Regions from separate parts of the Homo sapiens genome. Here region 1 is linked to region 2. A link is a contact called in ENCODE Hi-C data. All regions are on one chromosome and are shown on one strand. The core of a region is the stretch at or near the end of the contact, and the rest is flanking DNA. Distances in the headings are between cores, read along the strand shown. Region 1 holds the start of AKR1C4 (aldo-keto reductase family 1 member C4). Region 2 holds the start of AKR1C3 (aldo-keto reductase family 1 member C3).

Region 1 (4,862 bases), core at 2,006-4,505, 100 kb after region 2:
CTTTACCTGACTTCAAATTATACTAACAGACTATAGTAACTAAAATAACATGGTACTGATACAACAGTAGACACGTGGATAAATAAGAATAGAGAACCTAGAAATAAAGCTACATACATACAACAAACTGATCTTTGACAAAGTTAAAGAAAAACAAACAATGAGAAAAGGACACTGTAACCATTAAATGGTATTGAGAAAATTGGCTAGCCAAAGCTGAATAATGAAACTAAACCCCTATCTCTTACCATTGGCAAAGTTAAGTCAACGTGGATTAAGGACCTACAAGGAAAATCTGAAACTATGAATGTCCTAGGAGAAAACCTTGGAAAAACTCTTCTGGACATTGAGCTAGGCCAAGATATAATGATGAAGATGCCAAAAAGGAAATGTAACAAAGACAGATAAATGGGAATTAAACTAAAAAACTTATGGGCAGCAAGAGAAATAATCAACAGAATATCTACAGAATGGGAAAAATATTTTCAAATTTAGGCTCCAACAAAGGACTTTTATTTAGATTCTATAAGGAACTCAAACCAACTCAACAAGTAAAACACAAACAATCCCATTAAAAACTAGGCAGAAGACATGAACAGACATTCATCAAATGAAGACATACAAGCAGCTGACAAATATACAGGAAACTGTTTTTAATAGTCATCAGAAAAATGCAAATTAAAAGCACATTGAGATGTCATCTTGCACCAGTCAGAATGACTATTATTAAAATGTCAAAAAACAACAAATATCAGTGTGGATGTGGAAAGAAGGCAAAATGTGCATATACATACTAATATGCATATATATATATACTAAGTGTACATACGTATACTAAGCATATATGCTTATGGAATACTAAGCATCCACTAAAAAGAGTGAAATTAAGTCCTTTTCAGCAGCATGGATGGAACTAAAGGATATTATTCTAAGTAAACTATCGTACAAGCACAACAAAATACCACATATTCTCATTTATAAGGGGAAGCTAAACAATGTGTACACACGGACATAAACATGGAAATAATAGACATCAAGTACTTCAAAAGGGAGAAAGGTGGAGACAGGGGCAAAGATGACAAAACTTCCTATTGGGTACAATGTTCACTATTTAAGTGATGTGTACACCAGAGGCCCAAACCTCACCAGTATGTAATGTGTCTATATAACAAACCTACACATGTGCCTATTTAATCTAAAATAATTTTTAAGACTTTAATAAGAAATAAAAATCCGAAAGTCTTTCCTTACTAATATCAATGCCTGTAATTCTTCACAGTTTGTCAGTTTATTTTCTTCCTCATAATGAACGCTGTTTTCCTGTTTCTTTGTAGCTTTGTTATTGTTTTTATCGCACATTTGAAAAACAGCCACATTTCATAATCTATATATATTCTGTGTCATGACAATGATCAGCTAATATGCTTGGCATATTCTTAGTCTCGACATCAGCCCTACATGAAAACTTAAGGTCTTCTCAGTTCTTTTCTGAACGTGCATCTGCCTAGACTCTGTGTGCCCTATTTGATTTCTCCAAATACCCAATGGTTTTGAATACCTTATCATGTCAAAAATTCACAGCTCAGCTTCTCCTAAGTGCCATAGATGGCCTATTGTATGTCTCTTCCCCCTAATCTCTTGCCAGTGGCATCTGTGCATCTATAGTCACCCTGCATCTCTACTGAGCCACTCTATAAATAAATGAGTTTATTTTAGTTCATTTCAGATTGTTTTTTGATAATTCCATGGGAGATTTGAGAGCTTTCTAATCTACCATCCTGCTGATGACACTCTGTGTGAAAATTTTTAAATGGCTCTATTATATTCCATTGCTTCAATGTATAGTAATTTACCTAATTATTTTCTTTTATTGTTCCTTTTAGGAAGAAGTGAATAGAAGAAAAGAGGGTGTTGCAAATCAAAAGCACATAGAGATATCATCTTACACCAGTCAGAATGGCTATTCTTAAAATGTCAGACAACAACAGATATTGGTATGGATTCTTCACAGATGTTAATCATCTTCGTTTTTTGTTTTTTGTTTTTTTTTTTTTTTTTGAGACAGTCTTGCTCTGTCGCCCAGGCTGGAGTGCAGTGACCCAATCTTGGCTCACTGCAACCTCTGCCTCCTGAGTTTAAGCAATTGTCTTGCCTCAGCCTCCTGAGTAACTGGGATTACAGGTATCCACTACCACTCCAGACTAATTTTTGTATTTTTCGTAGAGACAAGATTTCACTTGATTGGTCTCAAACTCCTGACCTCAAGTAAACCTACCGCCTTGGCCTTCCAAAGTGCTGGGGTTACAGGCGTGAGCCACTGCCCCCGGCCTAATCATCGTGTTCTAGTCTGCCCTCCAATGGGAGAAACAAGTAAAATTATGCCATGTGAGGATTATTCACCAATTTATTTTAATTACTTTTTTCTTTATAACATTTAATAAGATCACAAATTATATAAAATAGTTATCAGCTTTTTGGGAAGTTACTTTTGCTGGTTTCTTATAAAACTGATGGAAGATACAAACACTATTAAAGAACTGTTTGCATGTTGCAAATGATGTCCAAAGTCCAAACATTGTTAATAATTAATACTCCAATAAACATCATGTCAGAATTTCTGTTTTCTTTTCCCTTTGAACCTTTGCAGGATTGCCACATCATCAGGACCACACCTTCATCAGGAATGAATATTCCTACTACAATTAAAGAAGAAACAAAATTAATTTGTTGGTGAAAAACGTAAAAAGAGAAATTTTCTTTGGTTTTGTTTAATTTCTTTATTGAGGGTCACCACTAAAAAAAAATGCTCACTGGTCATTCTTTTGAATACTGTCTGAGAGAAAGATGTAAGATGGTTGATTATTTCAAATGACAGAAGATAAAGATGGGATATCATCATGGCATGAACAAAAACAAGATTTGTAGCTGGAGGTATTTTATAGTCTAACATGATCACCAATCATTCTATAAACCTGTTGGATGAGTTTATCAGACAGACAGAGAGAGAGATTGATTGATTCTGAATAGAAAATTTCACTTTAGAAAAAAATATTTTGACTATATAATAATGTATGTAAAAATTCTCTTTGATAAGAAACGAGTGAACTGGATTCAATTTTCCTCACAGCCTGTGTAATACACCATCACTTGCTTCCTCCTACATGCCATTGATTAGCCCCAGGGAGCAGTGCAGCACTGCCTGCCCATGTTTTACATAACCCCTGAATATAAATGCCAGATGTTGCTGAAGGAAACAGGATCTGCTTAGTGAAAGAAGTGGCAAGCAATGGATCCCAAATATCAGCGTGTAGAGCTAAATGATGGTCACTTCATGCCCGTATTGGGATTTGGCACCTATGCACCTCCAGAGGTAATAATCACATTTTCAGCATTGAGCATTTAAAAGAGCAAAGCTAGAATAAGTGAACGATGACCTGGGTTGTTCAGCTTTGTGTTTCTGTTACCCTGAGTGACTCACGTGGTCTGTCTTACTGGGCTAGAGCTATTCTATGTTCAAAGAGAAAAGGTAGTCAATGTTTGTTTTGCACTGAGGTCTGTCATATGGTAATTTACTGCTTATTTTTATTTTATACACTGTTTTTATATGCTGTTTCTGTGTATTGCCCAGCTTGGCAGAATATATAAAACTCAACAGTGAAGAACACTGCCTGGCAGTTCCCTTTCTAGGAGATGACTGCAGTGAGAATGGTTTCTCCATTTATTTCTGTGGTTGAAGAAATCTTTTATTCTTCTACTAGACGTGATCAAAAGAAACATTTGTGGTAACAGCACCTAAAGATGGGGTGTATGAAAACTGTTGGGAGAGTACTGCTGAGCTGCCGCGTGGTCTTGAGCATGACACAGTAATACTGGTCCTGGACTTAATACAATGCCCTGCACAACTCTCACCTCTAGGAAAATTATCTGAAAGGAAAAATAACTTTATTCTAAGGAAAACCTAGAACCTCACAAGAAAAATTTTAAATTTTTGGTCCGTGTTAATATGCATCAGATTTGTATCAAAATGATAGGGGTGGCCCTCTGACACGGAAGTGGGCAAAATGGAGACATTTTTTCTAGACTGAGCTATTTCTACACTGGAAGAAAACTTGTATTCCAAGACTACTAAGTGTGTTAATAAGGAGTAGTCACATAAAATTTTTGTCTAAATTTGATCAACTATACGTTGTAAGAATTTACAGAGAAACACCTTGAAGACCATCGACAGGAGTGGTTCACTTTGTAATGCAAATTGGCATGAAGGAGAAGTAAGGAAAAGCACAACACGGAAGCTCTAGCCTTGGTAAACCTTGAGTGCCTGCACAGCAAACAGAGGATCAGGGTTGGCATCAGGGGAAGGTAGTGCAACCTGGCATCTAGTTCCTTTTAATTTCACTAGAAAAAGAAAGCTTCAGAAAAGCTTATATTAAAATAGAAAATTGTTTCATTTACGGTTTTGTCATTTAAAAAATATACCTTTCAAATCTTTATCCAAATTTGGTAGATAAGTCAATAATTTTAAATTTCACTGAAATTATATCGTTTCTAAAAGAGTTGGTCTTATTTTTTAGGGATAAAGCGTACCTTACTAATCTCTCACAGGTCGCAGTTAATTTCTTAGGTATAAATCTACATCCTTGGAATGTATGTCTTTACTCCTAGTATTTAGTTCTGTCATGCACACAGAATGGCTAATGGCTGTGTAGAAAGGAGTTAACACAATAGACTGCCACCCGTAGATGCGCCTGTTTTCAAAGTTGGAGCCTGGCTGGTATCTGAGAAGTTGAATTTCTCACCCCTTCCTAACTGATAAGGGTAGCATCTATAATTAACTGGTTGTACAAAGTGTGGGGTTTCTGTAT
Region 2 (5,220 bases), core at 1,898-4,397:
AGTTTTCTGTTCCTGCTGTAACAAATTACCACAAACGTTATGGCTTGAAACACCACAAATTAATTTTCTCGAAGTTCTGGAGACTAGAATTCCAAAGTCTGGTTCAATGGGCTAATGTCAATGTGGCCACAGGCCTAAACATGTATTTTTCAGAACATATCTCTAATGTTAGGTAATACATGACTGCAATTACTTTGTCATTTTTTATTTATGTCTTTAGCTTTTTGTCCTTCATATCCTCATATCCTTAATTAACAATGTTTTTTGTGTATGATTTTTAATAATATTTGTATTCCTTTCTCAATTGCTCTTTTATTTATTCTGTAGTTATTTTCTTTGTAGTTACTCTTGGGATTATATACAGCACCCTATAGTTATAAAAATCTACTTTGAAAGCAATGCCAATTTAACTGCAATCCTATACAAAACTTCTTCCACAGCTTCGTTTCCACTTCACATTATTGATTTCATGAATTACAAATTTATACATTGTGTACATGTTAACATAGATTTATACTTACTTGTACACATTTGTATTTTAAACGTTGAAGAAGTGTAGAATAAAACCAAACTTTCAAAAACACGTATTTTCACATTTTGCCATATGTATACCTTTAGTAAAGGGCTTCATACTTCTATATGGTTTCAGGTTACTGTCTAAAATGCTTTTATTTTAAGCTGAATTAGTCCCTTTACCATTTCTTGCAAAGCAGATCTAATGGCAATGGACTCTTGCAGCTTTTATCTCACATTGTATTAATAACTTTCTAATTAAAAAAAAATTTTTGCCAAATATAGATTTGTTGGTTGGCAGTTTTATTTTTACCACATTAAATGTATTACCTATTACATCCTTCAAATTGTCTAATCAAAAATCTGTTGATCATCTTGAACAGAATTTATTGTTCTGTACATAATACAGAGTTATGTTTCTCCTGCTGCTTTTAAGATAGTCTATTTGTTGTTGGCTTTTAGAGTTTGATTTTAATGTATGTGGGCCTTGGTCTCTTTATCTGAACTCCAGTTCTTTAAGTTACTCACATATTTAGATTAATGTCTGTTGCCAATTTGAGAACTTTTTGATGATTGTTTTCACCACATAATCTCTCCACCCCCATAGGCTCCTGCTTCTCCTTCTCAGAATCCAATGCTGTGTATACTACTTGGCTTGATGGTGTCCTACAAGCCCTTTAGGGTCTGTTCACATCTCTTTACTCTTTTTTTTTTTTTTTGCCTTAGACTCAAGGATGTAAAATATCTTATCCCTAAACATGTAGATTATATCTTCATTCTGCTCAAATTGCTGTTGAAATCCTCTAGTGAGATTTTCACTTCAGTTATATCGTTCAGCTCCAAAATTTGTTTGGTTTATTTTGTATAATTTCTACATCATTGTTGATACACTCATTTTTCCGTATATGCTTTTCCCAATTTCCTGTAGTTCTATTTCCATATTTTTAATTGGAAATTTTAGCATATTTAAGATAATTGTTTTAAAACCTTTCTCTACTAATTTCAGTGCTCATGGTTCTTCAAAAATAATTTCTGTCAACTCGTTTTCTTTCTTATAAGGGACTGTGTTTTCCTGTTTCTTTATATACCTTATTATTTTATTTGAGCATTTCAAAATATAGACATTTTTCTAACTCTATATAGATTTGTTCTGTGTCATGACGATTATCAACTAATATGCTTGGTATGTTCTTAGTCTTAGCATAAGCCCAACATAAAACCCTAAGGCCTTGTCAGCAATTTTCTGAACTTGTATCTGCCTGGACTGTGTGTGCCCATTAGTAGTTCCCCCAAATACCTACTGGCTTTTGAATAGCTTACTATTTCAAAAATTCACACCCCAGCTTCCCCTCAATGGGTTAGACGGACTATTGCACGTCTCTTCCCCTAATCTCTTGCCCTTGGCATCATACTACATTTCTACTCAGCACCCCCATAAATAAATAAGTTTATTTTAGTCAATTTCAGATCACTTCTTGACGCGTCCATGAGACAAGTAGGGGCCTTTTGATCCACCATATTGCTGAAATCACTCTGTAAAAGCTTTCAATGATTTTATATTATATTGTATCAATGTATAATAATTAACTTATTTCTCAACTTACTTTTTGGTTATTATTTGAGGAAAAGTAAATAGAACGAAATCAGGGCATTGCAAGTTCTGACAACTCCAAGATGTTGATAATGTATTGTGCAAACTACATTCATCATGTTCTAATCTGCCCTCCAAAGGAAGGAACAAGTGAAAACTATCCCACATGAGAATTATTCATCCATTTATATGTAATTAATTTCCAGTTTTTCCTTACAAATAATGTTTAACAAGATGACAGATTATATAAAATGGTTATCAGTTTTTTGGCTAGTTACTTCTTGATAGTCTGTAATAAACCTGGTTGAAGAACAAATACTATTAAGGCACTGCTTGCATATATTAAATGATGTCCAAACTCCAAAAACTGTTAATAATTAACACTCCAATAAAAACTACACCAGAATTTCTTTTTATTTGCACCCTCATCAGGATTACAGCTTTATCAGGACTGCATCTTCTTCAGAAATGAATATTTCTCTTACAACGCAAAGAAAGAAAAATCAAAATAAATTTTCTGATTGAAAATGTAAAAAGGCAAATATTTTTACAGTTTTAACTTTAATTTTTTATTGAGGACCAACTATTTGAAAAATTCTCATTAGTCATTCCTTTAAATTATGTGTATGTGAGAGAAAGACGTAAGATGGTTAATTATTTCAAATGATGCAGTATAAAGAAGGGGCATTATCACGGCAGAAACGAAAAAAGATATTTGTAGCTGGAGGTTTTTATAGTCTAACATATGGTTGCTATTTGTTCTACAAATCCTTTTGAATAATTTAATATAGAGATTTAGAATAGAAAATAATACTTTAGATAGAAATTAATGAGTTTATTATAACCATATATTATAATAATTTACTTAGGAATTCTCTTTGATAAGAAACAAATGAACTGAATGCAATTTTCTCCACAGACCATATAAGACTGCCTATGTACCTCCTCCTACATGCCATTGGTTAACCATCAGTCAGTTTGCAGGGGTGGGGGGAGGGGTTTCCTGCCCATTGTTTTTGTAATCTCTGAGGAGAAGCAGCAGCAAACATTTGCTAGTCAGACAAGTGACAGGGAATGGATTCCAAACACCAGTGTGTAAAGCTAAATGATGGCCACTTCATGCCTGTATTGGGATTTGGCACCTATGCACCTCCAGAGGTAAGAATAATTCCTTTTAGTTTTCGGATTTCAAAAGAATAAACCTAGTAGAAGTGAAACCCGTATTGGGTTGTAAGGTTCGTGTTCCTACCTTACTCTGGATGACTCACTGGTCTAGGTTTCCTAGGCTAGGAGAAAAAAGTAGGCAATCCTTGTTCTGCATTGAGGTCCATTCCTATGGTCACGTACTGCTTATTTTTCGTTTGTGCACTGTTTCTTTCTTCTGTTCATGTCTAGTTCCCAGCTTGGCAGAATATGTAAAACTCAGTATTGAAGAACACTGTTGGTCATCTCCCTCTGGTGGAGATTAATTGCAATAGGAGTGATTTCTCTGTTTCTACAACTGAAGAAATCTTTCCATCTTCCAAGAACATACGATCCAGAGAAATACTTATAGCAAAAATTACTGGATATGGTGTGCACAAAACTGTCGGCAGAGTATCACTGTTCTGATGGGCGGCAGTGAGTGCCACCCAGTATTACCGGACCTGGACTAGAGTTTCCACTGTACTATTTCACTTTTAAAAAGAACTTCCTGAAAGAAAAAAATACCACCTCATTTTAAGTAAAATCTAGAACCTAACAAAGGAAAGTCTAAATTCTTAGTCCTTTTTTGTATGCATCATATTTGTATCAAAGTGGTAGGAGTGGTCTTCTGACACAAAAATGAACAAAATGGAGACCTCATTTTCTAGATAGAACTTGTATTCCAAGACTGTCCTCAGGCTACTAAGTGTGTGAATAGGAACTAATTATTGAAATTTGAGTCTCTCACTTTATCGATAAGTTGTGATGATCTACAAGGATACATTTTCTAGACCAGTGACAAAAGTGGTTTAATTTTTAATATAAATTGGCATGGGCAGGAAATGAAAATAACGACACAACTGAAGCTCCAGCCTTGGTAAACCTTTGAGTGTTGGCACACTTAAAGACTGCTCTCAAAAAAGATTTAAAAAAAAAAAAAAAGACTGTTCTCAGGAGATGGCGGGGAGACCGTTATCTAGTTCCTTGTAATTTCAACGAAACAAGAAAGCTTCTTTAAATACATGTAAAAATGAAAACAGTTTATTTATATTTTTGTCATTAAAAAATACCTTTCAAATCTTTATCCAAATTTGGTCAATAAGTCAGTAATTTTAAATTTCACTGGAATTCTGTCTTTCCTGAAAGAGATAGCCTTATTTTTTATGGCAGAACTGTACCTTAGTAAATTCTTAACAGATTTCAGTGAATTTTTAATGTACAAATCGATATCCTCAGAGTATACATCTTTACCCCTAGTGTTCAGTTCTGTTGTGTAGCCAGAATGACTATGCAGAAAAGACTTAATAGACTACTATTCACAGATGCTTTATTTCCCAAGTGAACCCTAGTTGGGTCGATGTAACTAGCATCCAGTCAAAATCTCAAGAACTGAGACACCAAAGAACATCTCTTGTAGACAGCATTTCCCAAATACGATGTTGGAGGAAGTCTGAGTGAGCATTCTGTGTAATATCACTGGGAGAGAACTCATATGAGCTTGCACCGTTTCCCTTCTATACTCCATGTGATTTTTACCATGTATAATATCACTATATTAAAAATAATTAGGACTATTTCAGTCATGTTAACTTTTCCAACAAATCACTGAATCTGAGGGTGTTATTTGGTACCTCCATAACAGTGATCAACCAGAGATTGCCTGAGACTGAAGGTGTTTCTGGGATGCTCAACCTTTATTACTAACCAGGAAAGACTCAGGCAAACTGAGATGGACTTTTCACCCCACATACAGACAGGAGGAAAAGCTGATTCTTGTATAAAAGTCAATGCTTGTGCCTGAACTACCTCTCAGCCACAGTGATCACCAGATACTACCTTTGGTTGCTCCTCCAGGTTCCGAGAAGTAAAGCTTTGGAGGTCACAAAATTAGCAATAGAAGCTGGGTTCCGCCATATAGATTCTGCTCATTT

The links. A loop is a pair of places that touch in the nucleus more often than their neighbours do.
Region 1: a loop to region 2 is called in a map of Caco-2, with 3 times the contacts of the local background. The contact joins the promoter of AKR1C4 here to the promoter of AKR1C3 in region 2. A Hi-C loop is called at or near these places in 2 of 168 maps with a recorded cell type or tissue (Caco-2 and Calu3).

What each region holds. Positions count from the first base shown.
Region 1 is chr10:5,193,582-5,198,443 of GRCh38, forward strand. AKR1C4 (aldo-keto reductase family 1 member C4) reads left to right here and starts at 3,256. Exons shown (of 9, transcript NM_001818.5): 1 at 3,256-3,370. The coding sequence starts at 3,287.
Region 2 is chr10:5,091,267-5,096,486 of GRCh38, forward strand. It overlaps AKR1C3 (aldo-keto reductase family 1 member C3), which reads left to right and starts at 3,148. Exons shown (of 9, transcript NM_003739.6): 1 at 3,148-3,262; 2 at 5,144-5,220. The coding sequence starts at 3,179. It overlaps LOC124900291 (U8 small nucleolar RNA), which reads right to left and starts at 2,277; the gene lies at 2,142-2,277. RefSeq lists an enhancer at 2,991-3,285.